Linked DNA regions of Homo sapiens: region 1 is linked to region 2. The links are chromatin loops, found by intact Hi-C in ENCODE. Cell type or tissue: OCI-LY7. All regions are shown on one strand. Links, peaks and the distances in the headings refer to the core of each region. The heading gives the core; the rest is flanking DNA. Region 1 overlaps LNPEP (leucyl and cystinyl aminopeptidase). Region 2 has its middle 8.8 kb from the start of ERAP2.

Region 1 (16,557 bases), core at 5,235-10,234, 180 kb before region 2:
AAAAAAAAGTCCAGGGCCAGATGTATTCACAACTGAATTCTATCAGACATTCAAAGAGGAATTTGTACCAATCCTACTTAAACTATTCCAAAAGATAAGGAGGGAACCCTCCCTAAATCATTCCATGAAATCAGTATCACCCTAATACCAAAACTAGGAAAGAACGTAACAAAAAACAGAAAACTACAGACCAATATCCCTGATGAACATAGATGCAAAAATCCTCAACAAAATACTAGCTAACTGAATCCAACAGCATTTCCAAAAGATAATACTTCATGATCAAGATAATACATCATGATTAATTGATCATACATCAATTCATGCCAGGGATGCAGGGATGCAGGGATGGTTTAACATATGCAAGTCAATAAATGTGATACATCACATAAACATAATTAAAAACAATGATCATATGATCATCTCAATAGATGCAGAAAAGTCATTTGACAAAACCCAGCATCACTTTATTGTTAAAACCCTCAGCAAAATTGGTATAGAAGGGAAATACCTCAAGGTAATAAAAGCCATCTACGACAAACCCACAGCCAACATTATACTGAAAAGGGAAAAGTTAAAAGTATTCCCTCTGAGAACTGGAACAAGACAAGGATGCCCACTTTCACCACTTCTATTCAACATAGTGCTGGAAGTCCTAGCCAGAGCAAGCATATAAGAGAAAGAAATAAAGGGCATCCAAATCGCTAAAGAGGAAATCAAACTCTTGCTGTTCACCAATGATATGATTGTATACCTAGAAAACCCTAAAGACTCATCCACAAAGCTCCTAGATTTGATAAATGAATTCAGGAAAGTTTCATGATACAAGTAATCAATGTATTACACACAAATCAGTAGCACTGCTATACACCAACAATGACCCAGCTGATAATCGAATCAAGAACTAAATCCCTTTTACAACAGCTGCAAAAAAAATGAAATACTTAGAATATACATAACCAAGGAGGTAAAAGATCTCTACAAGGAAAACTACAAAACGCTGCTGAAAGAAATCATAAATGACACAAACAAATGGAAACACATCCCATACTCATGGATGGGTAGAATCAATATTGGGAAAACGACCATGCTGCCAAACGCAATCTACAGATTCAATGCAATTCCCATCAAAATACCATCACCATTCTTCACAGAACTAGAAAAAAATTCTAAAATTTATATGGAACAAAAAATAGCCTGTATAGCCAAAGCAAGACTAAGCCAAAAGAACAGATCGGAAGGCATCACATTACTTAACTTCAAACTATACTACAAGGTTATAGTTACCAAAACAGCATGGTACTGGCATGAAAATAAGCACATAGACCAATGGAACAGAATAGAGAACCCAGAAATAAAGCCAGATACTTCCAGCCAACTGATCTTTGACAGAGCAAACAAAAACATAAAGTGGGGAAAGGACACCTTATTCAACAAATGGTGCTGTGGTAATTGGCAAGCCACATGTAGAAGAATGAAACTGGATCCTCATCTCTCATCTTACAAAAATCAACTCAAGATGGACCAAAGTCTTAAATCTAAGACCTGAAACCATAAAAACTCTAGAAGATAAGATCAGAAAAACACTTCTAGATGTTGGCTTAAGCAAAGAGTTCATGACCAAGAACTCAAAAGCAAATGCAACAAAAACAAAAATAAGTAGATAGGACCTAATTAAACTAAAAAGCTTACACACAGCAGAAGAAAAAAATCAGCGTAGTGAACAGACAACCAACAGAGTGGGAGAAAAATATTCTTAAACTACGTATCTAAGAAAGGACTAATATCCAGAATCTAGAAGGAACTCAAACAATCAGCAAGAAAAAAAAATAATTCCATCAAAAAGTGGGCTAAGGACATGAACAGACAATTCTCAAAGAAGATATACAAATCGCCAACAAGCATACAAAAAAGCTCAGCATCACTAATTATCAGGGAAATGCAAATTAAAACCATAATAAGATACCACTTTACTCCTGCAAGAATGGCCATAATTTAAAATTAAAAAAATATAGATGTTGGCATGGATGTGGACAAAAGGGAACACCTTTACACTTCTGGTGGAAATGTAAACTAGTACAATCATTATGGAAAACATTGTGGAGATTCCTTAAAGAACTAAAAGTAGAACTACCTTTTGATCCAGCAATCCCACTACTGGTTATGTACCCAGAGGAAAAGAAGTCATTATATGAAAAAGACCCTTGCACACGCATGTTTATAGCAGCACAGTTCACAATTGCAAAAATATGGAACCAGCTTAAATGCCCCTCAACCAATGAGTGGATAAAGAAAATGTGGTATATTTCCACCATGGAATACTACTCAGTCATAAAAAGGAATGAAATAATTGCATTCACAGCAACCTGGATGGAATTGGAATTCTAAGAATGGCTTAATTATTTATATATATGCACATTATCTGCCAAATCTCCAATCAACCTGAGAAACAGTTAAGTTTTTTACTACTTACTTAGTCCAAACCCACTGCTTCACAATCCTTTTCCCAGATTTCAGTCCCAGACCCCAGAGTCAGGTTTAATCTTATTTACTTTCCTTACCTCTGCCTTCTCCGAAATTCTCAGACATGGACCCAAACTCCTGCTCTTCCTACACGCCCTACCGGCTACCTTGGCCCACTCCAAGTCCTAAGGCAATTCACCTCAAACCTCTGGTGATAGTTAGAATTTTCTTCCAAATTCAGGTGCTTTTTGCATGATTTGAGAGGTTTGTGAAAATCCAAACCTAGAGTCTCCTTCTTTGCCCAATGCATTAAGGCCTGAAGCTCCCCACAGCCATCCGTGAATAGATGCTCTCCCTACCTCATCTGCCCAACTTGGCCAGGTCACAGTTTGGTTTCTGCCATAGCAAGTTGGTTTGTGTCATGGGATCTGCCCCTAAGTTTCATCCAATCCCTTCCCCACCCATGACCAAACCTGCCTCTTGTTTTGTCTTGCTCAGTCCTTTTCCTTGGCCCTGGAGTTCTGCCGGCTACCTCCTCCAACACCTGAGGTTATGATATGAATGACTGGGTCTCCTGAATATGAGTAGCCCACACACCTGACACCCACCTTGACCCTTGACATGGTCCCACTTCTGACTGGAGGCCCCCAGAATTGTGCTTCTAACTATGTTGTCTTTGAACTTTGCCTTGGTTTCCCAGCTTCCTCCTTAAATACAGCTCTGCAGGATTATCCTCCACCTCTTCCACCTGAAGTCTCAAGCCACATCCTGGTTCCATTCTCTTTCTTCTCTTCCTCCTGTTCTTGGAAACAACCCACAATGCCTTGCATTGAAGGAAAACCAAAATATGGTTTAAATGCTGTATGCACTTCCACAGAAGGAAAATGCCAAACATCTGTTTTGCCTCTTTTACTGGCTGTGAAATGATGCTCTGTATTTCATGGTTCTCCTAACTAAGGACTGTTCCGAAGTGTCTAGGACACAACCTACAAGTTTTTGACTTTTTTTTAGCCATATGCTTTATATTCCTTTCTCCTGGATTTTCCCAGGTTGGGCTGTGTGTCTCCATGGTTGACCTGTCATGCACACAGACTGAGAAAAGGGAGATATTTAACAATGAATTAAAAGAGCTATTTGAAAGATCTGCTGGTCTTCATTTGGTTTCTCACTGAATGCTCCCATTCATGGGCGCAGTAAATGTTCATTCTGAAATTCTCAAAAAGAGCAAAACAAAGTCAATTAGCTCTTCTAATATAGATGGAAAACTACTGTAGATAATAAAGGAACGAACCATAAGAAGCACAGTGCTGAAAGCCAAGCACAGTAGTGCATGTCTGTAGTCTCATTTACTCAGGAGGCTGAGGCAGGAGGATCACTTGAACCCAGGAGTTCAAGGCTGTAGTGCACTATGATTGCACCTGTGAATAGCCACTGCACTCCAGCCTGGGTGACACAGTGAGACTCTATCTCTTAAAAAAAAGAGAGAAAGAAAAAAAATTCTAGGATTTGAGAATCATGTCACTGCACAAAGCACATTGGAATAACAATGAAAATAATAGCAGCCTCCCTGGATATACCACTCCAGGTCCAGGACATTCTGCTACATGTCCTTTGCTGTGGCCCTATGAGATGGGTACTTTATAGCTGAGGAGCTTTAACCACTACACCCCACCATCTGTCCTATGGCCCTAAGTTTTTGTTTTAATTTTTAATTTTCTGTTAATAGAGCTCAGTGAAAATAATCAAAAACAAAAACCAGCCAACAAAAGGCATGAGTGTTATAGAAAAAGTAGAGAAAACTCAAAGGTTTCACCCATTTGTACCTTACTGTGATCTTGGAGCTTCTCCCTTAGGATTTCTTGGTTACATTTTTCACAGTGAACTTTTCCAAATGCTTCCGTTGAAAGTGATACTTCAGAGCCACGCAGCTGACAAAATCACTCTCACAGCGCTCCCCGTTACAGGATTGAAGAGCCCACGTTCTTGCTCAATGAAGTATTGGATTTAGATCCTGTTGATGACAAAAATGGAAAGCATGAGTCCTTTGAGGAAGCTCTAGTTCCTCATAGTTAACTAAAATAAAGATATTATTTCTAGTGTGCTCATTTGTGCTCCCTCACATTAGTGTTTTCTAAGAAACACATCCCTCGCTAAAATCATGTACAACACCGTGAAAGCATCTATCTAGATCAGCTGCTTGTAACTTGGGTCTATAAACATTAGAGAGGCTGGAAAACCCCTAAAAACAAATGCAAAATTGTGTAAGTATATATATGCATTTTTCCAAAAAGAGTTTCAAATAGATCTATGATCTAAGAGATGCTAAAAACTACTGATTTTGGTATTTCCTGTATTCATGGGACTCTCTGAAAGCCATGGATTCCTCCAATTTTTACCATCCAGTGAATTCTCATATTTGACAAAATTATCATGAATGATGATTTCTGTATTTTGAATCATTCTCTGGATTTTTTAAAATGTAAAAGAGAAAGAAAGTAAGAACCAGAACTTTATACCAAGAGACATGGTCTAGAAGAGGTTGTTCGTGGTTCTAATCTCTAGCTGACTGCTTCTGAAACTGTGTATTTATTTGTTGTTGTTGTTGTTGTCATACAGCTCTGCTTGCATTTGTAATAACTTACCTGAAGCCTAGAGCTCCTTCCTCACAGTTAAGGATTATGGGATTTATAGTTAGCAGTTTTGTAGCAACTGATTAGATCCAACTTTTCTAACTGCACCAAAAAGTGTGCATTAATTTTGCATTTGCTGCTGTGACAAATTACCATAAATTTAGTGGCGTAAACACACAAAATCATTATCTTATAGTTCTGTAGGTCAGAAGTCTGCCATGGATCTTACTGGGCTAAAATCAAGGCATTGTGCTGTATATCTTTCTGTAGGTGCTGGATAGGACCCCTTCCCTGCTTTTTCCCTCTTCTAGAGTCTGCTGCATTCCCTGGCTAGTGGTCCCCTTCCTCCATCTTCCAAGACAGCAAAAGCTCTTGAAGTCCTGCTCAGGTTGCATCACTCTGATCTTTTCTACCTCCATCTTCCACTTTCAAGGACCCTTGTGACCCACTGGGCCCAACTGAATAATCTATGATAATCTCCCTGTTTTATCTGCAAACTTAATTCTCTTTTGCCATGTCAGGTAGCAAATTCATAGGTTCCAGGGATTAGGACATGGACATCTTTGAGGGAGGAGGGATTATTTTGCCTACCACATTGTAATTCTAAACAATCAGAAATAGAAATGAATCCAAGATGTGTCTGAGTAAAATAGAAGAAAGGCAAACTCTTTCTACTCTCTGCGAATGCTTCTGTGTGTAATTGGTTTTGGAGTCTTTGTCAAACAAATTTAGAGCTGCTAGATAATCCACCTAAGGACATGCACTCTTCACTGAGGTTTAGTAAGTTTTCCAACTACGGGCCCTGTCACATCAGAAAGATGTGAAATCAAGCTAGTGGGTTGTGACCATGCCTAAAAGTGTCTGCTTAATCCTCCTGTTCCCAGCCATTAAGATCATGTATATCACTGTTCCCAAACTGGATCCCACAGGAGGACGCAGGTTGACACATGCCATAAACAAGAGTTCTTTATGTACTGATTCAAAGGGTTGTGGGATTTTTAAGTGGAAACATCCTCCTCTGGCCTTCTTTCCTATCTCCTTCATCATTTTAACAGATAAGTATTTAGGGACAAGCATTTTTGTTTGGAAGGAATAGGAGCCCATTGAATGGAAAAATGGGTTTTATAGGAAGAGCTTCAGGAATCCTGAAAAATTCAAGAATAGGAAGTATACCTAGGCCTCAAGGCCATTCCTGTTCCTACCAAATTGCCTGGCACAAGTGAATACTCAATAAGCTTTGGTCCAATAAATGGAGGAATGGGTGGGCAAATGAAGGAAGAGAAAATCATCAGGAATCAAGGTAGATGCTCTCATTAACTCTAGATTTGGCTCATAATCTTACATCTCTGCTTATATGTGTCTGCTTCACTTGTCTATTTCTGCATGGTTGTATGTAGCTACTCACAATGGTGCCTTTGTAGGATGACCAACCATTCAGTTTGCCTGGGACTGAGAGGAGTTCCTGGAATGCAGGACTTTCGGTGGTAAAACTAGGAAAGTCTCAGACAATCCAGCATTGCCTCACCCTAGCACAGCCTCAGAGGGCACCTAACAAGTCAGCTTCATAAATCCAGCCCCTGTAGCACCTTTGAATTAATGCATCAAGTCCCTCCATAAGCCAATGTCATGACATTTGCAAAATTTATTGGCTCAGCTCAAACTGTGATGTTTCCCCTGTACCAGGTTTTCATCCCTGGTTCAGTCACATAACCCATCCACAATTCTATGTGCCAAGTTCTCTATGTACCAAAGGGGTGTTGAGGCAGTGTTTGGCATGTAGACCTAGTACATCATTTAGAGGTTTCCAGCAAAAGCATCCTGTCCATGATCAGGACGGCAGGGCAAAGGAATGAGGAGAATGTTGAGATTGTTAGATTTTCTCAGTGAGATCTCTCTCCTTCCTTTCCTTCTTCCTCCTTTGTTTGTCTCCCTTCATTACTGATTCACTTTTCTACGTATTTGATGACAACATGCAACAGGTATTTCTATTCTAGTGCAGCAGTGGTTCATGGACCTCTGCAGGTAGCCAAGACTCTTTCAGAGAGAAGCTGGGCTCAAAACTATTTTCCTAGCAATATTAAGACACGATTTGTCTTTTTAATGACTCTATTGACATTTGTACCGATCGTGAAAAAGTAATGATGGGTAAAACTGCTAGTGCCTTAGAATGAATGAAGACAGTGGCAAAAACTACACTAACAGTCATTTCATTCTCCATCAACATGTGGTGGCAGTAACGCTCAACAAACACCCTTTCTTCTCCTCCCAGAGGCTTTAGAACTGAGTAAGCTCAAGTAAGGTCAAATAAGGACAGCACTATAGAATGGTGTCTTGCAAGGAACCACTAGATGGGTCCAATCATGACAATTCTGTTTTCTCCAGTACCAGGAATGCAGGCTATTATTTTTCAAGACTGCTACTGAGCTGGGTCGCAGGGAGTGGGTCTAGGCTAAGTTAAAATGCCACAAAGCTCATCATTCTGAGATTCCACTGTTTCTCTTAACACTCCCTGTGTTGTTGCAAGCCTTTGGTTAATTTCTAGATTTCTGGAAAAAATGGTTCTCACAATTTTTGCCAGATTTTTCCTTGCTTTTTTATGGAAGAGTGAACTTCCAGAGATTCTTACTCTGCCATTCTCACCGACATCACTCTGTAATTACAGTTTGAATATTTTCTACAGTGAAATTTGAAAGATAATAAATGTTTGTTTATTGATCATGAACTTTCCTTTTTCTTTTTTTTGAGATGGAGTTTCGCTTTTTGTTGCCCAGGCTGGAGTGCAATGGTGCGACGTTGGCTCATTATTATCTCTGCCTCCTGGGTTCAACCTATTCTCCTGCCTCAGCCTTCCGAGTAGCTGGGATTACAGGCATCTGCCACCACGCTCAGCTAATTTTTTGTATTTCTAGTAGAGACGGGGTTTCACAATGTTGGCCAGGCTGTTCTTGAACTCCTGACCTCAGGTGATCTGCCCGCCTCAGCCTCCCAAAGTGCTGGGATTACAGGCGTCGGCCACCACGCTCGGCCCTCCTTTTTCTTAAATTATGAAAGCAGCACATACTAGCTATAAACAGTTCAACTAATACAAAATGTTTAAAGTGTTAAGTCCCTTGCTTTGTTTACCTTCTTTACCCTCTGCCTTAATGCTTCCTTCATCCTACTACATCTAACAAATTATGGAGCACCTACTACATGTAGATTGAGGTGGGCAAGTCATTGACTTAATACCTTGTTTACCTAAAACTGAGTTCTGTTACTGTTTGCGGACCTGAAAAAGCTTCCCTGGTAGATAGATGAACCAGATTACAGCTTCTGCATTTATGAGAGGAATTCTATAAAGCCCAATGGCCAGAGAACATGTTCAAATTCAGGGTCTTCGTAAGTGAGATAAATACACCAAACAGGAGTTTCTTTTCAGTAAGAAGAGTTTTACTACTAAGTGCAGTGGCAGAAGCAGGGTCACAATTCCCACAGCAGGGGTGAGTTTGTCATTCTTGTCTGCATTTTGTGTTGTGCTTAGAATGTGCTCTGGCTGCCTGAGCAGTCCTGACTACTGAAGAGCAAAGTAGATCTTTCCTTATGGTCTGCGTTGATTGAAAAAGAGGTGCCACATATACTACTTGGCTAAATTTCTTAAACATGTCTTTTAAATATTCCTTTCCTCCTCCCTCTATCCAGCAGCTCCTGAAATATCTGTCCGTATTCTTTCCCTCTCTTCCCACATTCACACACACACACAAAACCATCTATCTATCTATCTATCTATCTATCTATCTATCTATCTATCTATCTATCCATCCATCCATCCATCCATCTATTCCATTCCCTTAATCAACCTGCTTTCCTCTACCCCATCCCAGCCATTGGCTGACCTGCATAAAGTATCTCCTCTTACCCCCAGGGATGCTTCCTCTCCCCCAAAATGGCCTACACGGTTGGGCCATAGGTATGTATGGAGCATCACCAAGCTTGGAATTCTAAGACATGAAGCACCTGTTTTAAATGTCATCACCGTGAACAAACACTTGTGGAGACAAGAGCTGCAGAAAATCCCACAGGGAATATTTGCCAAACTGCCTTCTCCACAAACTCCAGTGCCTAATACTCTCAAATACTCATCCCTCTTATTAGGTGACTCTGGTCTGAAATGCACATTCTATGTTTTTCTGCCAATTACTTGCAGAACTGGTCTAGAAAGGAGTGAAATAGGAAATGTTCCTGGAGCAGTTATAAGGCTCAGGCTGAGCTGCAGTCCTCTTTTGTACACTAGGGTAATGCCACTCAGAACTACTTTTCATGGCAAACCAACAGTCTACTCACCTTTGAGGACCAGCACTCCTCTGCCTTCCCTGCTAGTACCCTTGTCTCACAGACCCTAGGGAAGATTCCTCGCCTACAGGGACCTGGGATAGTGTTTTCACCCCTGATATGGGGAGGCTTCCAACCAAGCCTGCACTGCCTCCTCCTGGAAGGCATTCGGCTGCCCTGGGAAAGCACCACCTTCCACAGCTCCTGTTGGAGCCAGTCTTACTCAAACAGCTCAACTTCCTTCCTGGTCATCCTGGCCAGTGGAAATTTCTAGGCTATCTAAATCAGACAACAGATCAGCTCAGCCACTTTACAGGACCTTTACAGGAAGGTGCAGGATACCCTTTAGAGTTAACCATTTCTTTCAAACTACAAAGGGAAAAACTTTCATTCTAGGCTACTTCACTTGAAACTATACTTTTTTAAAGCACCCTTTCACAAGAAGCATATTTCCCAGGATTTCTTCAATTTCATCTGAATTTCTCCTCTTTTCTGTGTGAGTCTGGAAGTTTCCATGAGCGCTGTGTGGATTCTAAGCCGTTTGAGGACAGACAAGCCTCCCCAGCTGTTCCTGGTTACTCCTGGTGAGCACCGGGCAAGGATAGAAGCCACCAGAGTTCCCCACAATCAGCCCACACTAGTCCAGCTGAAACTGCAGCAGCCCATCCACATTCTAAAAGACTTGAGCAGACTGCTCTTAAGGCAAGGACCCTGGAGAGGTCAAAGATCAGAATTCCTGCTCTGATTACTGAGGCTAGAGGGCAGTCATTGAAATAACTGAGGCAGGTGCCTGTCATGTAGAAGCCAATCAGACAAACAGTGCCATTTCCTGTGTGGCACATTTAATTGATTATGCTCTGGAACTTCACCTAGGGGCTTTCCACTCCAGGCAGCCAGACCCTCCTTTTATTGAAGTTTAGGTGTTAAGTCAAGACTCCCTGCATTACAAGTCTATCTTGAAACACTCTCTTTATTCTTACTTAGCCACACAGAGGAACTCAGACAAGAAAGCATTCTTGCAATTCAGGTTGAGGAGAGCCAAGCTCATTTATTGCTAATTAGAATTTAGGAGAAACCTGGAGTGAAACCGAAACAGGCAATTAATTTCCCACCTTCTCTCATTCACTTGGAACACCCGCAGGAATGTATACCTGTGTGGTTACTCAGTGCGGATCAAAAGCGCCTCTGGTTCCCAATCAGCGACACAGGGCATTCAACTTGGTACTTAAGCAGTGGTGAGAGGTCTCCACTTCTCACATTCCTCTGCACACTCCAACGAACAGAGGGAGACTCCTGGCTGAGGAATGCATGTCCCCCAGACCTGCCCCGCTCAAGATGGTGTGTTGCCATTGAAACAGGCTTTAACACCACCAGTTTCATAGCTTGAAACCTCCCCTGGCAACACCCTTCACTTCTGTTCCACATGAACCCCAATGCCCTTGACTGTCTACCACCCACCACGCAGGCTGTGTTTATAAAACCCAGGTGGCAATTTCCCGGCCTGAGCCAGCTACTCACATTAGAGTCAAGTCTCGGGTACCCACCGAGCTCAGGGCCTGATGCATAGTGGACAGATCACAATATTTGTTGAATAAATCATCCATAAAAATATTTTAAAAGTATGCCTTGGCTTTCCTCTTCCACCAGTTCAATTTATGGCTACTTTCTCTCACCCCAAGTCCAGATGGGGTCAGATATAAGCCAATTTTCTATTAGTGTGGAAAAACACAGCTAGGAAGAAAAATCTGTTGCCAATCTAGACAGGCAGATAAAGATTTCTAAGAACATTTGTTTGAAATAAATAGTTGATAAACTGCTTGTTTGTGGGAAGGGGTAAGACTCCAGGGAGCATGTCCAAATAGCAAAAGGCCTCCAAACCTTGGGGCCAGCTGCTCACTACAGGCCATTAGTTTTGTGGAGCTTTTGATGTGCTTGGCCAAACATGTCTGGATGTAGATGCTGAGACACTGGGATGTCTAGGGGCAAGAGTGACAGGTCAGCAAGGCCTGGGTGTGTGTGTATGTGTAATTTGGGTGAGGAGCACACAAAAACATCCCCCAGAAATGGCAACGTAAAGGAGAGGCTCTGGAGAACAGAAATACAAGTGAGGATGACACTGTTACAGCATGTGAGAGTAACTTCCCTTGTAGACTCTCCTCTGGGTACTACCTTGGAGAAAACCTATATTGCTCGGCAGTGCTTTGGCTTTAGTGCATTTTGTGGAAAGGAATCTTGAAGAGGTGCTAAGTTCCAAGTCTAGGTTTGCTCAAGGCAAAAAAGAGACTACAGACATGCATGCGGGGCTGAAGAGGACCAACTACATTCAGGTTATGCCTCCTCCATAAAGCAAGTGAAATCAATGGTTTTAAAATTGTTTAATATTGCCTCTTTTCCCATGCCTGTAGACTTCCTTAAGTTCCTGTCCTTCTGGCAACAGAAGGGGGTCTGTTGAAAAATAGGAAAGACGCTGGGCGTGGTGGCTCAGGCCTGTAATCCCAGCACTTTGGGAGGCTGAGGTGGGAGGATCACTTGAGTTCAGGAGTTCAAGACCAGCCTGGGCAGCATAGAGAGACCACTGTCTTTATACAAAATTTTAAAAAGTTAGCCAGGCATGGTAGCACACACCTGTGGTCCCAGCTACTCGGGAGGCTGAGATGGGAGAATAGTTTGAGCCCAGGAGGTCGAGACTGCAGTGAGCCATTATCATGCCATTGCACGCCAGCCTGGGTGGCAGAGTGAGACCCTGTTTTTTTTTTTTTTTTAAAAAAAAGGAAAAGAAAAACAAGAAAAATAGGAAAGGATGTCAGTCTGCTCTCAAAGTCCAGGGTTCTGTGGCTGAGGACTGAAGGCCTTATCTCGGGCTGATTTCAAACTACAGTCATGCATTGCTTGCTGATTTCATCATGGTGCAAACAACACAAATCTTGATGGTTTAGCCTACTACACACCTAGGCTATATGGTATAGCCTATTGCTTCGCTCCTAGGCTACAAACCTGTATAGCATGTGACTGTACTGAATACCATAGGCAACTATAACACAATGGTATTTGTGCATCTAAATACATCTAAACATAGAAAAGGTACAGTAAAAACAGCGTAAAAAAAGATTTTTAAAATGGCGCAGCTGTGTAGAACACTTACCATGCATGGAGTTTGCAGGATTGGAAGTTGCTCTGGGTGAGTCAGTGAGTGAATGTGAAGGCCTAGGACATTACTGTACCCTACTGTAGGCTTTATAAACACTGTACACTTAGGCTACACTAAGCTTATAAAAGAATTTTTCTTTCTTCAATAATAAATTAACCTTACCTTGATGTAAACTTTTTAATCGTTTAAAATGTTTTGATTCATTTGTAATAACACAGTTTAAACACACACTACAGCTGTACAAAATAATTTTCTTTATATCTTATTCTATGTTTTATATTTAAAATTTATTTTTAAACTTTTTTTGTTAAAAACTAAGACAAAACCAAACACATTAGCCTAGGCCTACACGGGGTCAGGATCATCAAGATGTCACAAGGCAATGGGTATTTTTCAGCTCCATTATAGCCTTATGGGACCATCATTGTGGCACATGACTGTACTTCAGGAAAATGGTTCATTTTCACCTTCTACCTGTAGTCGGCGAAGCTTAACGTTTATATTCTTTTCATTCAGCTCATCAACCATTATGGCAGCTGTTACTTTACCAATGCTAACCACCCTCCGTCCTTCCTGAGATTCCCTTTGGTGGTGAGTGTCTGAACCTTCTGACATTAGTATCTTCCACCTGAGAGAGATTACTTCAATGTAATTCACTTCATTTAAACATTAAAAAAAATGCTACTCTTTTGAGATCATGTTATTTGAATCATTCACAGCATCATTAAATGTAAAAGTGAAAACATTAGGATAGTTTAATTTAGCTCTGCACTCAACATTAATGAAACACCTCTTTCAACAGCAAACTCGAATACTCTCTTCTCCAAAGAAGCAGTATCCCGCAGGCAATTGCACATCATTTGTCTCAAAAATGATGCATATAAACTGTGTCTAATCTAAAAACATATACAAATTTAACATATAATGTTATATCATGTGGGATTTTAGCTCAAGCATAACTTCTAATGCCCTTAATCTGTAAAAGGAGGAAATTTAGACTAGGTCATGTGGAAGAAGTTTTCCTTCTAGCACTAATAATCCCAGGTCCTAAAGTATTTGGCCAATTTCTCTCCATCATGCCATCTAATGCATAAGTTGCAAACAATTTTTTTTCTAGCTAGAATAGAGACTTAGGCATGCTTGATTCATTTGCATGCTTAGGCAAATAAACTGAGAGAAGGAAAGGAGTATTTGTGGAGCACCTACGAAGGACCAGGTGTATTTTCCTATATACCTGTTCTTCATGTTATTACTGCAAAGTAGATATGCTTTGCAGATTAGTCAAGAGTCAGGATTTTGTTTTGTGTCTACTTTTAATTAACCAAATTCAGTGACAGCCAGAATTAACTTCAGTTGTAAAACCTATATAACCACATTTTTTCTAATATAATGCCTCTCAAATAAAATCTTTGCATATTTAAGGCTTAAATAAAAAGCATATTAGACTAAAATTATTTTTGTAATTTCCTAACTGGCAAGTTATATACCTTATTCAATTTTAAAAACTCATATCCATCTGTAGCTGAAGATATTAATATCCATACACCTCATTAAGCGCTGAGAGTTTTAACAATGACAGTTGATAATTACTCTGCCTGGGCCCGGCAATATACTAAACAATTTATAGGTTCTTTTATTTAATGCTAACAACCCTGCAAGGTAGGTAGGTAGGCACTATCTCAGTTTTATAAATGGAGGAAACTGAGGCAAACAGGAATTAGTAACAACTCTCTAAGTGGAAAATGATTGAACCAGAAATCAATTCTAGTTCTGACTGATACCAGCCTAATAGCCTTTCAAGTATTTAAATTTCTTGAAATTGTTACCTTTTGTTATGTGATAATAGTAATATTCCAATAATTTTGCTGAAGTTAAAAATTACAGAGGTCTTTGAGGAAAAAAAATGAAGACATAAACAGCCACTAAACCCATAGGGCAGCCCATGTTCAATCCTGCATGTAGGACCCAAAGATCTTTTCAGCTGCATTCACATAGAAGAGCAACAGCATCAGAAACTGCTGAACAAAAGAACTTTCAATTTCCCACATTTGGTTTGTACACAAATGACACTTTAATAAGCAACACACTGACAGCCCTAAATTGTCTTTCCTATGCTGAAGTGGCCTCTGGTATGTTCCCTGACTTCCTTTCAAACTATTACCTCCTGGTGCTGCCTGCTGGTCAACAGTTCAACTCTGATGACTGCTATTTTATTATCACATTAGGTTCTTCTTTTATAAACACAAATGGGAATAGGAAAGCAAGAATCAAACTTATTCTGTGTAAGCCAAGGTCCTGATTATTCAGCTCAGCCAACAACAGAAATTACAGGGGTACCCAAAGTGCATTTCAATTCAACTGGACTTTGGCCAGTTGAATGGAGGTCATCCATGAAGAGAAATGATAAAAGTAAACAAGCACAGAGCATTGGGAACATATCAATTATGGATCTAGTAGGTGGGTGAAATTAACGACTTAAAAGTATGTTTTTGCCCTCTAGCAGAAAACCACCTCTTTAAGCATGTAAGTCAACTGTTCAACTTGCACACAAGTTTTAGTAAACACCAGAGCCTTTGTGTGTGTGTTGGCGGTGGGGGGTCGGGGGGCTTTATGTAAGAACAGAAGAAGCAAAAAGAAGATACAACTGAATCATTCTTCTGTACCATGGGTTCTAAAAATAATTTAGAAAAATAGGTTATTGTTACTCTCCATCCAAAAAGTCTATCAGAATCAAAGTGTTCTTTACATTTATAATGGGTTTTAGTTCAATTGTTTACTGCTGGTATCTGTGAATTAAAAAGCACAAAAAATTTAACCAGAAGCTTCTGATCAAAACTTCACAATTTTAAGAACATTTCCCCTATATATTAGTAATGATCATTATAAGAGATTTTAAAAGGGCATGCATCAAGGTTTTGTGTCCTCAGAAATAGGATTTTGGGTATGGGAGTTAAGACTTACTTTGCCTTCAAACGCCCACCTAACAATTACTGTAAAAGAATACTTATTCTAGTTCATATATCTGGAAGCCTAAGAAATTCTCAGTTCTTCCTCAAGGCTACTCATGCAGACAGAACCAAGAAACTCCTTTTGTAGACCTGACCAGGAATGTAACCGTGGCAGTGTGCCTCTAAAAAGGTGCACTCATACTCCTACTTATATGTGAATCAACGCAAGGGGTATTTCCCTGATAACATCCAATGTCTCACCTTCAAAGTAAGACAGCGTTCCTTGGTTTCACTGGCATACGACACGTATGACATTTCTCACACTGATTTAGGTACTGTATGACTACTGCATCAGTTGGCTACTTAGGTGACCTGAGTGTTTACAAGAACTGCTTTAGTCCAAAAAGTAAATAATGGTCCTGATGGAGCTCCCGTGACTGTTAGCTATCCGCCCTATGCATCCACTCAAAGTTTTAACCCTAACCTCAGGGGACATTTGGCAATGTCTGGAGGAGAGGTTTTAGTTGTCACAGCTGGGGACAAGAGTTACTATTGGCAACTAGTTGCAATTGGCATGGGAGGGATCCTGCTAAATGTCCTATGATACACAGAACAGCCCCCACAACAAAGAATTAGCCACCTCCGAATGTCAAATGTCAACTGAGGTATATGCAATAAAGACACTGGATACTGGTGAAATAAAAAACTAACCACAGAAGACAATGAGTACAGGAGCTGCCCTGGTAGAGGTCATAACCTAAGAAGAGATACCACTTTATATATACATTAATCCAAAGAGTCCACACAATGTTTGTATTTAAATACTTTTATTTTCATTTCACAAAAAAAGCAACAGTGTTTGCAGCTACACATGCCTTTCAGTCAGTGCTGGTCATATGCAAAACAAGTTATCAGAAATATAAAGAAAAATAAGCCTTTTCCCTTTACAAGTGAAACAACACAATTTGCATATACAATATTATATATACATATTTTCAAAATGTTTCACAAAAGACAGATTATGATACAAATTTAGAATTCCACCCACAAGCTCAGACTC
Region 2 (16,557 bases), core at 4,735-9,734:
TTGAGTTGGGCTTCAACTTCCTCTCTGCTCTGAATACAGACCTTCCACAAAGATGAAACCTCTGGCCTTTGCTCTGCCCTCTCTTTATCCTTTCCAGTACCCAGATTTAGCATTTATCCCCATTCATCCCACATTGCTCCCATTGTGATCCCTCCTTCAAGGGTTCTGCTGCTGTAATTCCAACAGCCTGATGGACCAACAGTACATGGATGTCTAACCCTAACCTGAACCAGAACCCTGACAACTCAAATAGTGTTTTCTTTCCCCAGATAAACACCCTTTGCTTTATATGCTTCCAGCCTTCTTCCATTATCTAGGATTGAACCATATAGTTAGTTACTTTGATTCTGTCCCTCTCCAATTTGTTACCAAAGCCTGTTGATTTTTCCTTTTCTTTTCTTTTTTTTTTTTTTGAGATAGGGTCTCACTCTGTCACCCAGGTTGGAGTGCAGTGGTGCCATCCCAGCTCACTGCAGCCTTGACTTCCTGAGCTCAAATGATCCTCCCACCTCAGCCTCCCAAGTAGCTGGGGCTACAGGCATCCACCACTACACCCAGCTAATTTATTATTTTTTTTTTATAGATGAGGTCTTCCCATGTTGCTCAGGCTGGTCTCAAACTCCTAGGCTCAAGTGATCCTTCTGCCTCAGCCTCCCAAAGGATTGGGATTACAGGCATGAGACACCGCAACTGGCCTTTTTGAATCATTTTCAATCTCTTTCTATCCAACTAAGAAAAAATCCCACCGCTTATTAAAGTAGTCCAGGTCCTCATCCTTCCTCACAATGGCCTTCAATCATGTCTTCCCAGCTTCTCAAGCTCAGCTTCTTGCAGTTACTTGTACGATGCCACCAGATTAATCCTTTCAACTACTGCTCGACCATGCCTCCCCCACTGCTCAAGATCTTTCCTTGATTTCCCCATTTACAGAGGGGCAAGTCCTAGTGTGGGAACCATAGTGGCCTACTGGCAGCCTATATGCCAGCCTATAGTTGTTTTGTTTGAATCACAGTCTATTAAATGGCAATACATCCATACAATTTCTATTGTCAAGTGAAATATAACAAGCTTAGCTCTTATCATGTTGCAGACACTCTTCATAGACTTGTATCATGTGCCTTGTCCTGCTGTGGTTTGTGTTTGCAACCTATGTTTGGCCCAATAGCACATGTTGCCATGATTAGATCCTAGTTAAGTCTCAAGCTTTAATTTTTCCACCTTTCTACATTTTATTATTTCAACCTGAAAGAACAAGTCGATAAAGTAGAAGGGGCAGAAAGGAAGGCAGTAGCCTACACCTAAGGCCCGAAACATAAGACTGAATGGGGTCCCTCAGAGCTGCATTTCATGTAGTGAGAGGGGCACCACAGGAAGGGGGATGGCTGGAAGCCAGTGAGTGGGAAAAAGAAGGGGACAAAGACGACAAAGAAGAGGAGGCCCCAAGGGCTTATCTACGGACTCTAACTCTGCAGGGCGTGGGGGCAGGTAGAAGAGGTATAGGAGGCTGGGAGTATTTCTGTGATATTCCTTGTCACAAGATCCAGCCTAGCTGTGGGTATGTGGGCGAGTGCATGTGTGTTTTCAGAGCTCTCTCCTGCCCACTGGAACAGAAGTGGTGATGGAGAATGAAGAAACAGGCTATGGAATTGAGCTGCAGAATCCTAGAAGTGAAAATTGAGCCAGATTCAAGTACTTGTAGCTTATTTAAAAGAGTTTCTCAGCAAAATGGGCTCCTAACTTTTCTTTTCTTTCTTCTTTCTCTCTCTCTTTCTTTCTTTCTTTCTTTCTTTCTTTCTTTCTTTCTTTCTTTCTCTCTCTCTTTCTTTCTTTCCTTCCTTCTTTTTTTTTTCTTTTCTCTTCTCTTTTCTTTGGGATAAGCTTTGGGAAGTTTATTGCTTAGGGAATTCATGTCTCAGTTTTCCATTTCATCCTGGTCTCTGAATTGTCTCTTACTCAGAGAGACCCTCCTTGTTGGCTCTAAGGCAGTACCACTCCTCCCTAAATCCACCATCACCAAGGCCTATCCTGTCAGCCTGCTTTTTGTTTCTTCTTAGCTTTGGTCAGTTCCTTATACTTCATTATGTAGTTGTTTGTTTGTTTTCTTGTCTCCTCACTAGAACATAAGCTTTTTGCAGTAGCAACTCTGCCCTCTAACTGCTGAGTGCCCAGTATAGAGCAGAGCCTGCCATATAAGAGACCCTCAACAAATGTTAGTTGAGTGGGTGAATGCATTTTCAGTGTTTTAGTTTTTGTTTTTGTTTTTTGTTTTTCCTTAGATTGCCCAACACTTGCTTCATGCTTCAAGCACATCAGGGTGCTTTCCACTTCTGGATGAGCCAAGTGTTTCCTCAGCTTTTCTGCACCTTCCTCTCCATTGACCTAGAGTGTCTATGGAACACTCAGAGTGTCCCCTGTGTAAACCACCTACCACAAGGTAAATGCCAGCCCCAAGAAGCCACTTTGGAAGTAACACATGCTTCCTTTCCAGTCCCAAACTACAGGCATTTGTTTAGTAGGTCTACTGGCACTCATCTGAGGCTAACAAGTTTGTGTTTCGTTTTCTTCCTCAGATTATCAACTTCAGGCAATGGACCACGCACCAGGATTCCACCTCTTTCTAGCACCTATCAGTGTTGCGCACATCATAGGCCCTCAACAAACAGGTGAGAATGAATGAGTTAACAGTGAATTTTCCAAAGAGATGAGACTTTATTGTCAAAATATTTTAAAGATTTCACGAATTTTCATGATTTTTTTTTTTTGACAAAGTCTCACTCTGTCACCCAGGCTGGAGTGCGGTGGCACAATCTCTGCTCACTGCAACCTCCGCCTCCTGGGTTCAAGTGATTCTTGTGCCTCAGCCTCCCAGGTAGCTAGGATTACAGGCGCCCACCACCATGCCTGGCTAATTTTTGTATTTTTAGTAGAGACGGGGTTTCACCATGTTGGTCAGCCTGTCTCAAACTCCTAACCTCAGGTGATCCACCCACCTTGGCCTCCCAAAGTGCTGGGATTACAGGCATGAGCCACCGCACCCAGCCGAGAATTTCTATTAAATATATTACATATGTTTCTATCCTCTTAGGGTGTTCTCAACAGATTTAAATCTTAATGACTTCATTTTTTAAAAAATTATAAACTGAACCTAGGATCAAGAGAATTGAAACATCTTCTTAAAATAATTCACTTCCTCATCTCCAAATTAGACACAATGATACTTTGCTACAGAGGATTATTGTCAATCCGAGAATCAATTAGGGAAAATATATGAAAGACAATTCATAAATGTTTTGTAAACTTTAAATTTCTTTACCTGCATCAGTTACTTTTATTCTTATTTTTTGTTTTTTGGGACAGAGTCTTGCTCTGTTGCCCAGGCTGTAATGCAGTGGCACAATTACAGCTTATTGGAGCCTCAACCTCCTGGGCTCAAGCGATTCTCTTGTTTCAGCCATCCAAGTAGCTGGGGCTACAGGTGTGCACTACCACACTTGGCTAATTTTTTAATTTTTTGTAGATATGGGTTTTCACCATGTTTCCCAGGTTGATTTCGAACTCCTGAGCTCAAGTGATCCACCTGCCTTGGCCTTTCTTCCTTTTTTTTTTTTTTTTTGAGACAGGGTCTCATTCGGTCACCCAGGCTGCAGTACAGTGATGTGATCTCGGCTCACTGCAACCTCTGCAGTGGGGAGATACAGAATGAATAAAATGACGAATGGCTCCCTGACAGTGCTAGATGCTTGTAACTCTGAAGCCAACTTATAGTTTAAAAAGTAGCTTCCTTTTCTCTGACTTCCATTTTATTTTTCAAAAGGATCTCTATAAATCTATTAAAAATACTTCTAAGAATTATTGTTATGCCTATGTTCTTTTTCAGACAAAATAGAGACAGAGTCTATATTATGGGCTTAAAATTTTTAATTTAAAGAAAATCAGTGAAAGTTTATGTTAGTATAAAGACTCAGAGCCTTATGCAAAATATGAGAAATGGGGGTAGGGAGGGGAAATTCACCTAGTAAATGCAATCTATAGCTTCTTTTAAACTCATTCAGTTGTAACAGAAAATGAAAACATGTATTCTCAGAATTTTAAATCAGTAACTGACAGGAAGATGGTTTTTCAAAAATGGTTATCTTTTGCAATGCCTTCCACAAAGCACTTACTGAAAACAAAAACAGAAAAATGCCGCCATAAAAATCTGATGTTGTTAAAGTGGAACAGAATATTAGACAAACTTGACATTGAACAACTGCTATTTTACAGCATTAAAAATTTTTATTTAGTAGCCAAATGAAAAATGCTGGTGCCTCTGTTATTTTCTTTCCAATTACAGATTATTTAAATAACTGATGACACATTCTCAAACAGGAAAAATGATGGCAAAATAAACCAGGGTGATTCTGAGCTTGTTAAATATTTTGAAAGTAAATTTGCATGCTTTCAACCAACCGATTAAAACCAACTGATTAAACCAAATCAGTAATGTTTTGGCTTCTCCCCTACTTAAAAATTTAACTAAAAGATCTAAAAAAACTTTTGCTTCTGGCCAAGATAGAGTAGGGACTCTGATTTATTCTCCTGCTTAAAACAACCAAAAAAAGATGAACAAAAGACAGTTTACAAGACAATGAATATCAGGCAACCCAAGACAGCAATCCCTGGAGAGAAGGAAACAAATAGGCAAGCTCTGTGATTTTCCCAGCTTTCTGCCTTGAGAGAGGTTCCAGGCTGCTTTGCAGGGAGACAGAACTAAGGCAGAGCCCAGCAGATTCTTTGAGTTGAGGAGATGCAGATGAGATTCTGGGAGAGCAAGGAAACCAGAGTTCATAGGATGAATACCAAAGAGGAGAGAGCTGCAGAAAGAGACGAACGGTGTGTGGGAGGGCAGGCTTTGGAAACCTGCTGAGGATTTTCCTGGAGTATTCTGCTGATCAATGATCAATATGCACATGAGCAGAAAATAAACGTTGCCAGAAACTGAACCACTGAAAAGGATTAGTGGGAACAAAGCCTGGTGCTTGCACAGAGACAGAAGTAGTGCTTGTGCCTACCCATCAAACTGGAGAACCTCAAGATGAATGGGCCAATGGGTAGAGTGTGCTAAAGTGTCTTACCTCAGTAGTGGGGAGCAGATAAGTCTCTGCTCTGGTCCTGCCTAACAAATCTTAAAAGCAGGATCCAAAAGGATGAAACTTCTCAAGTAACTTATCTGTGTTCCAGCACAAAACTCAATAGCATAGTAATAAAAGAAAAATCCACCACCCAACTAGGCAAAAAGCTTGGTGGTGATTTTTGAACCAACTGGGTTTATTAACTCACTACATCAAGGGAAAACACCCTGGGGAGCCCTGGGGCATCTCAGAAAGAGAGTGTCAGAAAGGGGTCATTATGGGATGTTATAGGTGATTTGCATGAGAGTTTCATGGGGCAGGGCTTCGTTTTGGTTTAAATGTTCTAAGAAAGTGGGGGTGATTCTATGATTTCGTATCTTATTAAGAGATTAGACAAAGGCTAAGGCTGAAATTGGTGAAGAAACAGCAGTCATTCATATTAGCCAGGACCTGAAGATGTTTGGTCATTTTTGTGGTTTGGACAACGTTCATGTTTGCCTGTGTTCAGACATGATTATGGAGTTGGCTTGTGTTTGTCTTGATCCATCAGAGTCACAAGAGTGGTTGTGTCTGATGTTCATATTCCATGAAATTGTTTGTGTTCAACAGGAGAACACTGAGGTCTGGCTGTGAGTGCCCATTCAGCTCCTGGCTGTCAGAGACTGCCTTTCTCATTACTCTCAGCAGCTCTCAGATTTTGCAGCCCCTGGTCCTACTATCAAAAGCTTAGTCTGCCTCTTGGTTTCCTCTTCCAAATCTGCAAATGCCCCTGGGGAATTTCTGGAATCCCTCGTTCACCTCTTTGGGTTTCCAACTTTTCTAGAATCTTAGCTTAGTAATTCTTCACTATCTTTTTAGACTTTTATGCTTTAAAGATCTTTTTCTATTTTGTCTGTGTTTACAATTGTCTTCAGTGGGAGGGTTGGTCCAATTACATACTGTGCCATTACAGCAAAAGGCAGCACCCTCCCCCATCCCTGTCCCACTTGCAGATTTCCCTAAGCCTCCAAAAAGGTTTTTCTGGGCCTTTTGCCTGGGCACCCATCCTCTTCTCCGAACCATTTCAATGTGGATAGATGTCTGATCACCTTACAATAGCTCCACAGTCTTCATGGTCAGATTATTGAGGAGTTTTCACTAGACTTATGTTTAGGCTTCCCTAATTCAACACTCTTCGTTTCCTTCAGCTGTCTTCCTAACTCTCCAGAGCCATTTGACAATGTTTTTTGATATTTGAATACAGCAAAAAACCCCAAGCCCTTTGTTCCAGACAGATTGCTCCTTCTACCATCCTTTTCTATAAAAATCCTGAATCTACCTGTTATTTTCTAATAAATCTGTAAACTAAATAAATATGAGTGGGCTCATGGTTGTACTTTGGAAATATGTTGAGTAAGCTAATTCTCAACTTTCATCCAGGAGTAAATAGAGTCTTCTTCTTTTCATGAGTGTCCTCTGTTTGTACCTCTCTGAAGCCAACACTTGGTATAAAACTAGTCAGTGGAGGGTAGAGGGTGATGGGTACATACTTTTAAATAAGCAGTTATCAACTAGAGAAGTTATGGATTACAGCCTTCAGGCCATGATGTACAGTTTACCACCTAGCTTTCTGAATTTTATTGACTAATAAGACAGGTCACTCTATCTTCAGAGCAAAGCAACTCTGTGTAACCCTAGCTATGCATTTTAAATTACAATCAGTGTCATCTAGTAGCCAACCAACAAGTTCTCTTGAGCGAAGAAAGCAAAAGCAGCAGGAGCTTCATCTAGTGGTAACAAGTGTAACTGCAGAGACTCCTGTGTTGTAGAGCTAACACTGTGCAAACACACATCTTGAGGCAAATCACACAATCCAAAAAGCAATAACATTCTACGAGTATACAACCCAGACTTAAGATAATCAGATTTATAGGTAGGCTTGGATTTCGATATATGAAGTTGAGGACTGGGGGTGAGAATTTTTATGATACCATTACTAAATCTAATTTGAATGCTTGAATAACTATGCATTAGTAGAGCCTAGGGCAGTGATTCTCAGAGTATGCCTTGCCCCTCCAACAGCATCAGCAGCATACTGAACATTTGTTAGAAATGCAAATTCTCAGTCTTTCCCAAATGGAATTAATTGGAAACTCGGGGTGACGTCTAGAAATCTGTATTTTAACAAGCTTTTGAAACGGTTCTGATACACACTAAAATTTGAGAACCACTAGCCTAGGGTTAGGAGTTCAGGATCTTAAATAAAACATTCCCTCTTTATATCCCAGCTCAATTCCTGAATGGCTGAGTGGACTTGGGCAAGACACTTTTTCTCTAAGTTTTAAGTTCCTCATTTATCAAATGTTGGGAAAATAGCACAAACTTCATAGGGCTGTTGTGAGAATGAAAAGAGATATATCTGTGTTGCCTTAGTCAAAGTTCCCCACAAAAGACAGCATAAGGCAAAGTTTAGGTATTAATGCTCTACTGAAGGAGTGGTAGGTTGTATTTCCAAGGATGGCCACACCGATAACCAGTCTCATTTGCTCTTGTTAGTGAGGTCTCTGTTTCCTCCCCTTGAATCTGGGTAGATTTTTGTAACTGCCTTCAATAATATGCAGCAGGTCATAGAAGGGAGGTGGCTTCTGTGCACATGGAGGGCTGGGCTGACTTTTAAGAGAGAACTGATTGTATACATTTCTTTCCAATGTTGGGTCAGTGACTTCAAGTTGGTAGCCTGAGAATAGAGTTTTTTTGTTTGTTTGTTTGTTTTTCTTTTTTTTGGAGATGGAGTCTTGCTCTGTCACCCAGGCTGGAGTGCAGTGGTGTGATCTCGGCTCACTGCAACCTCTGTCTCCTGGGCTCAAGCAATTCTCCCTGCCTCAGACTCCCAGGTAGCTGGGATTACAGGCACTCGCCACCAAACCTGGCTCATTTTTGCATTTGTAGTAGAGACAATGTTTCACCATGTTAGCCAGGCTAGTCTTGAACTCCTGACCTCAGGTAATCCGCCTGCCTCAGCCTCCCAAAGTGATGGGATTACAGGCATGAACCACTGCACCCAGCCCACATAGAGTATTAAAGCAGGTAAATAAACAAATTATACAAAGCAGTACCTTTTTTTTCCCCACCATGAGAGCTGGTTGTTAAATATTTCTTGGAACTACTACTTCTCCTTGGTTCTGTCTCTCTCTGCTGGTCCTTGGAACCTGCCATGAGGCTATGAGGAATCCCAGGCCCACAAGTAGAGATGACTTGTTGGCATTCTGGCAGATACTTCCAGCTAGGTACTTCCAGGTGACAGCCAGCATCCAATACCAGACAAGTGAGTGAATGAGTTTCAAATCATCCCAACGCCACCCTTCAAGAATTCCACCTAAGACTCCAACATTTTGAAGCAGAGAAGAGTCATCCTAGCTATGCCCTGTCTAAATTCTTGACCTATAAAAACTGTGACAAATAGTAAATAATTATTGTTGCTTTAAGCCACTAAGTTTTGTGTTAATTTGTTATGCAGCCATAACTAAAGCACAGGGTATAATCTCAGGGAGAAGCCCAGCACGGTGGTTCATGCCTGTAACCCTAACACTTTGGGAGGCTGAGGCAGAGGGATTGCCTCAGCTCAGGAGTTCGAGACTACCCTGGACAACATGATGAAACCCCGTCTCTATTAAAAATACAAAAATTAGCTGGGCATGGTGGCGGGTGCCTATAATCTCAGCTACTCGGGAGGCTGAGGCAGGAGAATCACTTGAACCTGGGAGGTGGAGGTTGCAGTGAGCCAAGGTTGTACCACTGCACTCCAGCCTGGGCAACAGAGTGAGACTCTGACAAAAAAAAAAAAAAATATCAGAAAGGTAAAGCAGGGAAAAAGGGAAGTGAGGCAGGCAGAGAAGGAGGGAAATAAGCACAAAGCTAGGTACTGATGACCCAGTCACTCATCAAGGAAACGTAGCTGGTTGCTTGGTCCTGTGGGACATCCCCAGAGAGGCAGTATGGAACTCCTGGCTTCAGAATGGTTTATTTATAGAGTAAAAGGTGGACAAATGATCTGCTGACTTCTTCTTCTCCTGTTTGTCAATAGCACATCAACTCCTCAGCACTTCCAGCTTGTGTCAGCAGGTCCCTCCTGGTGGCTGACCAGCCTCCAGGCTGGCTAGTGTGCATGTACGAGGTCTCTCCTAGAAGGTGCCTTGTGATGTCTCCCAAGTTTCTTGTGGCTGTAATGGCAGGAACTATGGCTTTATAGCTGCGGGAATGACATTGGCTATTACTAAAGCAACTGCACCCAGAAAAACAACTCAGGCCCTGGGGCAGAGCTGGGATGGCGTATCAACCGGGTTGGGCATACATGTTAAATAAACATCCTTAATGAATGTTGGTTATAATTATCACTATTACTACTATATGTTACAAACACTGATGTTTGTCTATTTGTTTTCCACACAGATGTGTTTTTATTACTAAAATTGATATGAATATTGAAGAACGTAGAGATTAGCCTAAAAGTTGGCTCTTTAAGGCAAGAGTCACAGACCAAAATATGGGATGCATTAAGTATAAACAGCTTGTACACACATTAATTGCAGAGTTTAGATTATGTTGACACTTAGGAAGGGGAAGAGAACCAGAAAATGTGATCACTTTACCAAAGGAGAAAGTACAGGCTTGGCATAATGAGAGAATAAGGCATAACACTGGAAGCATGAAGCATGTAGATAACACTACTAGGCTTTGTACTTGTTTAAGCTAATAGCTATATTTCATTTTTAAATGGCTCCTTTTGTAAATACATAGAATAGTAATGTTACAAATAGATGTTACAATTGCTGTAAGTATGTATATTTGGTAGATTGAGTATGAAAAAAGCGATCTTGTATAGAACATACATGCGTAGAGTAAAAACACAACTAATTTTTGTCAGTCTGGGTGTAATGTCTTTGAGAAAGAAAAGTTCTTGACAAGGCCTGATGAAAGCAACATGGTTTGGAAGACAGTATTGCACCGCTTGTGTGGACCTATCTTATTTGACCATATGTAAATGAAGGCCATTCATCCATTCCAAAACCCTTATTGAGTATGCTGTGGAACTAGATTAGATGTGGTGTGGTAGGTGGTAGTAGAATTAAATGTTAGAGTTAAAGAAATTTTAGAATACAGTACTGGTATGGCATAATTAAAGCCTAAAGTAAGAAAAATGAAAAATAGAATAGTTACCTTTATTTTTTGGTAGACTAAAAACATTTGAGGGTTATTTGGAAATTGTATTTATTTTCCACTGCTGATTACCAATTTAGAAAACAAAACCTCAGATGTATTACTTGTAGAGAACAATTAACTATCTACCAAGTATTTCTACCTGGGTATTTTGACATCATTTCTGTAGCTTGCTAATGTTAAGCAAATCTCCCATTTCCTAATTTACTTAGAACTAGTTCGTACTTTGGAAAGCAGTAGGGCTTTTATACACATATTTACAATTGGAACAGGAGCAAAGGCCAACAGGTTATATTATTTCAGTGAAGACATTAGAAATGAAGGAAATGGACCTCCTTCCAATTCTGTTCTGGTTGGGTACTTTAATCACATTTTTTCTATAAGTTGCAGGTCTTGACTAATTTTCTGTGTCTATAAAAACATTCAGAGACATTTCCCATGATATGGATAAAAATTTCACTCATTTAGAAGACAAGGAGGATGGAACAGGTCATAAGTTCAAAGGAAAATAACTCAGTGTACTATCAGGGACCATATCCCATCACTTCAATTGTAGTTAATTATTGGCTAAAAATCCATAGAAAAATTTCTAGGAAGAATGCATACAAAAGTTAAAGGACAAAAATAAAACATTAGCTTTAGTCCAGGGCTTGTTTTTGAAGTTTTTAGCTCTCTGCTCAATTTCCATGTCTTTCAGATTATTAGCTCATATTTGCATTTCTGTATCCATAAGATTTTTACTGAAGACACACCTTTTTATAAATTGGACCTTTGATAATATTTTTATAGTTTTAACTTACACATATATAAGTCACTTTGAAAAAAAAAGTATTGTTCCCTTTTCAACCTATCAAATCTTTCCAATATTCTAAGAAAATTACTATTGAACTTGCATTTTCAAGATACCCAAATCAAAATTATAAAATATGATACAGCTGACTAAAAAGGATAATTTCTTTTTAAAGCATTGTATCCTTCCAAGGGATTATAAAGGTTTCTTGTACAATCAATTGGCTTAAATTTATTATAAATTTATTTTTTGGAAAATAACCTTAAAACCTTCTACCACAGCTGAAATATGACTTCTGTTTATCATGTGTTGGAATATATCTGTGTATTTTTTTTTACCAATGTGATGCATACAAAACATAGCAAAGTAAACCTGAGACTTTTCACTGTCATCTTGTCTGTACTAAGAAACATGTCATTTTGAAAGTACACTCATTTTCCATAAAATCTTCAAAACATTGAGTGTAATTTTTGAAAAATAAAGAAGCATCTGTTGGCCTCTCTAAGGGAAAACACAAAGACACATGGCTTTGACATATTTAGCACAAGTTAAATAACTTTTGGCTCAGCTACTGTGTCAACGATGGCAATTTCATTGCTTTGGGAGGTAAGTGTCAAATCGCCACTAAATCTAAGTACAAGGAAAGTGGTAACATTATTCATTTAGCAGCTTTTTGTGTGTGTGTTTACATTATCTGCAAAGTGCCATAATAAGTATTGCCAGGAAGTCAACTATTGCCCCTGCTTGAAGCATCTTGTGTGCGTGTAAATGTGAATATGTATATGAATGTACCCACCTTTAGAAACATCACAACAGTATATGCACATGGTAAAAAAAAATCAAGAATTTATAGTATAGAATTTAACACTATAGCTGGAGTCAAGGAAGCCTTTGAAGATAATACACAATATCAGTTGAGCCTTAAATGATTATTTGAAAAGGAGGAAAGAGCACATAAGAAGTGATACTAAAGGAGCAAAGTGATTGAGATGAGATTTTTTTTTAAATAAGATTTCTAAATTTCCTGGTTGGAATTAGGGGTTTGTACCAGAGAGGAGTGGTAGACGTGACTGGATCCTGAACATATCTAGCTTGAAGAACTAATAACAATTTTCACATAAAAATCAGTGGGTAGTTAGAAATGTGAACAAAAATGTATGAAAAAATCAGGTAGGAATTCACATAAAAAGGCAGCAAAGTCGTGACCATGGGTGAATCTGCTAAGAGAAAATACAGAGTAAAAAGAGAAAGAGGCTGAAGGAGCTTCTGTTTCGGGGAACAAGAAAAAGAAAAGACAGCCAGAGAAATCGGGCACGGGGGAGGATTATAAGAACATGACAGAAGCCAAGAGAAGAGAATTTCATGAAAAAGTGGTGATCAGGAGACACAAATGAAAGGTGAGTGAGGATGGTGATTGAGAAAAACCCACTGAATTGGATGACACAGAAAATGCCTCTGAGAGAAACCGCTTAACTTCAGGGATAGGCAAAGGGTGAAACCACACTGCAGAGGGCTAAGGAGGTGGACGGTGGGAGTAGAGCTGTTGGTAGAATCTGTAGAGGTTCTGGTGTAGAGGCTCTGCAGCTGACAGAGGGCAAATTGTGAGGGAGGGTGCAGGAAGAGACTGATTGGGGAACAAGCCTTGGGTACTTAGAATGGAGAGGAGCCTGAGGAGGGCACACAGGGAGTGAAGGTGGGGGCAGGGGGCAAACTTAGGGCACAGTGGTGGATTTAGAGAAGAGAGACTTGAGAGGATAGTGCAGGTGGATCTTCTAACAAAAGAAGAAATACTTATGTAAAAAAAAATAAGTGAATCATAAGTTTCCAAGAAGCATAAGTTAACATGGCAAGTGTGCCACTTTCAGTTATGCCCTGCTCAACCCAGATACGGGTGAGGGTAAACGAGGTAGCTCTGAAAGGTCCAAGGCATTTTGGTAGGAAGTAACAGCAAAATGGCAGGGGGACAGGAAAGGTCAAAATGAGACCTTTTCTTAGGGATGGGCCCAGAGAATGGTGCAGGGATAGTCTTGTAACAAGCACTTCTCTTCCTCCTTAATCTCTCAATTGCCTCATATGCTTGGAATGAGGCAGAGCATAAAGAATAATCTCTAGGCAATCATGGTGGCTGCAGAGAAGGTTACCCTGTTGCCATCAAGAAAAGATCAGCTTAAAATGAAACAACAGAGGTCTTTAAAACTCATTCGCTACTAAAAGTCAACCATTCACCAGACAATGATGGAATCTTTTAATGCCCCTTATTCATAACCACTGTAATTTCAGGGAGTTTCTGTTACAAGTTCCAGATCTCATATCTGGCTTTGACACACTGAAATATTTGCTAATAGCTGCCTTCTGATTTTCTGTGACAGCTTGGGTTAGACTGATTCTCAGGCCATCTTCACAAGGTTGGCAGCCGCAATTTCACTAATAAGAAGGCAAGTTTATTTATTTATTTACATGATTATTTGTTGTAAAAGTTTACTGTTTATTGAGATGGCACTTGGGTAGCAATGTCTTGTCCACTAAAGAACTTATAGTATCACCTTTTGTAAAGATTGATTTAGACTGGGCAGGGTGGCTCATGCCTGTAATCCCAGCACTCTGGGAGGCTGAGGCAGGATTGTTTGAGGCCAGGAGTTTGAGACCAGCTTGGACAACATAGGAAGATCCCATCTCTACAAAAAATAAAAAGAAAAAAATAAAACTAGCTGGGCATGATTGTGTGCACCTGTGGTTCCAACTTCTTGGGAGGCTGAGCCAAGAGGATCACTTGAGCCCAGGAGTTCAAGGATGCAGTAAGCCATGATTGCACTATTGCACTCCAACCTGGGTGACAGAGCAAGACCTTGTCTTGATTTTTTTTTCAAAAAGAATCACAATATACCTTGGTTCACAAGTCATACAAGCTTTTTAGAATGGGATGCTTTAAATTTCAAGTTTATTTTGATCATTAAAAAGTAATAGGCAAAATTACTGTTGGGTAAATGCAACAGAATTCCCGCAAGGATGTTGTCTCTGCTCTGTAGTCACAGTGGAATGTTAAGCACATGGGCTTTGAAGTTAAATGTCCTGGGTTCAAATGCTGGGCCATGTACTTCAGTTAGATGTTTAAGTTCTGTTGCCTCACTTTCCTCATTTGTAAAGTGGGGATAATTAAAATACCTGTCTTAAAGTGTTGTAGCTGGGATCAAATAAGATGGTATGTGATGAAGCCTGGCATATCCCAAGTGCTCCAGAGATATTAGTGCTTATTATTACTGAGGAGGACGAATGGTATCCACAGCATCAGAGGAAACATTGCCAATTCTGATTAAGGCTTTCAGAAATATCTTCAAGTACCTTTGGAGCTGCTTATGAACCTTGAGACTATCCCTGTGAAATCTTTAAATGAGAATAAGCACATACCAGTCAAAAGCCACCTAGATTTTTACCTAATCTGCATTCAGATCCGCTGGGGCTCAGGCTGCTCATCAGAAACTCTCCTTAATTAGGCCACTCTATCCTTTGTTACCAGAGAGTTAGTCGAAGGCTGCCTTAGTGAAGTATCTGTGTGTTCATTACCTCTGTAACATGAAGATGTCCCCAGGGAAAACCCACACTGATGCCACCTGCTTCTGGAAGCCACAGCAAGTGATAAGACCAGCAGATCAGAGGCACAAGCCCTTGTTCATACCTTCTTTGTTGTGGAGTGGTCAGATGCCTTATTTGTGGGAATTGATGAAAATATTTTGGCAGTTCAAAGAATTGTCAGGAAGGCTGTAGAAACAGACTTACAAACTTCTAGGGAGACAATTTGGCCACAGAATCACAAAGGCAGGTTTTGACCTTGTAATGACTGCTCTCTTCAGTCGGTAGAGGCTTCTGCCCACACAATTAAAAAAAAAAAAAGAAAGAAAAGAAAGCTCTACATGAAGACTGTTTACCTGTGTTGCTCACTTGTAAATTGAAGTCGCACATTACTGCATTGGATTGGCAGAGGTAAGTCACTTGTCTGCAATTTGGCTATAATGGAGGCTGGAAATTTGAGTCTGATTTCTTTGGGGCAGTGGGACTGAAAAGTGAGGCAATCATTTAGAATATGATAAACAGCAACCAACTGACAAATGTGCATTAGCTCCCCCTTTTATTCCACTCCCCTGAATTCTAGCCAACTCCTTCTTGTGGAAGTCTTCCAGAAACTGACTCTTACTCAAGGAAACCTTCCTAGACCCCCTTACACTCAACTGGGTTACCAGACAGTAATATAGTAAGGTTGGGGCCCATGTCTTTTTCATTCAGTGCTATATTTTAGTATCTAATACAGTGAGCTTGGCACACAGTAGTTGCTAAATAATTTTGTTGAATGAATGTAAGACTAGTTCTTCTCCTCTGTAAATTCAGCCTTAATATCACCACCACAAACAACAACACAGGCCTAATTTATCATTATAAATATAATTACTTATATTTATAAATACACATCCTGTGAAACACATTCTCATTATAAATTTATAGACAGGGCTGGGTGTAGTGGCTCACACTTGTAATCCCAGCACTTTGGGAGGCCCAGGCAGGTGGATCACCTGAGGTCAGGAGTTCGAGACCAGCCTGGCCAACATGGTGAAACTCCGTCTGTACCAAAAATACAAAAATTAGCCAGGCGTAGTGGCACACGCCTGTAATCCCAGCTACTCTGGAGGCTGAGGCAGAAGAATTGCTCGAGACAGAGGTTGCAGTGAGCCGAGATCATGCCACTGTGCTCCAGCCTGGTCAACAGAGTGAGACTCTCTCAAAAATTAAATAAATAAATAAATAAATAAAATTAACAGATTGATAGACAATATGTATTTTGGGCTGTACTTTATCTCAATATGATGTTAAATCACAAAACGATATGCCATTCACTGCAGCCCAGCCCAAGCTCAGGGAAGGTAGTATGCTAAGTATTATTTTACACCAGCTAGAGGGGATTTTAAATTTCATGTATGAAAAATCTCCCTCAAACATTAACATAGCCTGCTTGGCCTTACTGATGTTATTAGGCTGATGTCAATAGGTCAGAGTCATAGTTGCCAGCCAAAATTAATAATGCCATAAGTACTACTAGGCTTGCTTAGCAGTTAACAAAAACTTTGATATATATTATGTCATTGATCCTCAGAACAATCTCCACAGAAATCAGGGGAGATATTACAGATGAGAAAATAGAAGCCCAGTGAGGTTAAGTGGTTTGCCAAGGTCTTAACAGTGACTAGATGAAAGGCCAAGGCAGGATCTAGCCTCTCAGCTCTGTCCTGGGCATTCCCCACATTGCACTGTGCAGCTTGTGTGACATTGAGGCTCAGATTGCCCCAATTCTGGAAAGATACAAGCAGGGAACCATCCACCTACAGAGGAGAATGGTCTTCTTTGGTTCCGCCAATCTAGTATCCCAGCACAAACGGTCTGGGAGCCTGAGGCAATGCTCTGGGCAACAGAACT

What was found. A loop is a pair of places that touch in the nucleus more often than their neighbours do. Peaks named below come from ENCODE experiments on the same cell type or tissue, not always from the same donor. Only the 100,000 strongest peaks of a DNase experiment are listed, where the experiment ranks them.
Region 1: a loop joins it to region 2, with 3 times the contacts of the local background. A loop is called at or near these places in 7 of 110 quality-filtered maps.

The regions. Positions count from the first base shown.
Region 1 is chr5:97,037,264-97,053,820 of GRCh38, reverse strand. LNPEP (leucyl and cystinyl aminopeptidase) reads right to left here. Exons shown (of 18, transcript NM_005575.3): 18 at 16,308-16,557. Among named protein-coding and RNA genes, the nearest start is that of LIX1-AS1, 28 kb to the left of the region's middle. RefSeq lists a silencer at 12,430-12,630. In OCI-LY7, for the core only: CTCF peaks have their summits at 7,161, 7,360 and 9,629; a DNase peak (open chromatin) is centred at 7,370.
Region 2 is chr5:96,859,392-96,875,948 of GRCh38, reverse strand. It overlaps a transcript of ERAP1 not described here. Among named protein-coding and RNA genes, the nearest start is that of ERAP2, 8.8 kb to the left of the region's middle. In OCI-LY7, for the core only: CTCF peaks have their summits at 6,664 and 6,884 (motif pointing left); DNase peaks (open chromatin) are centred at 5,127, 5,368 and 6,868; H3K4me3 peaks cover 1,230 bases; H3K27ac peaks cover 1,709 bases.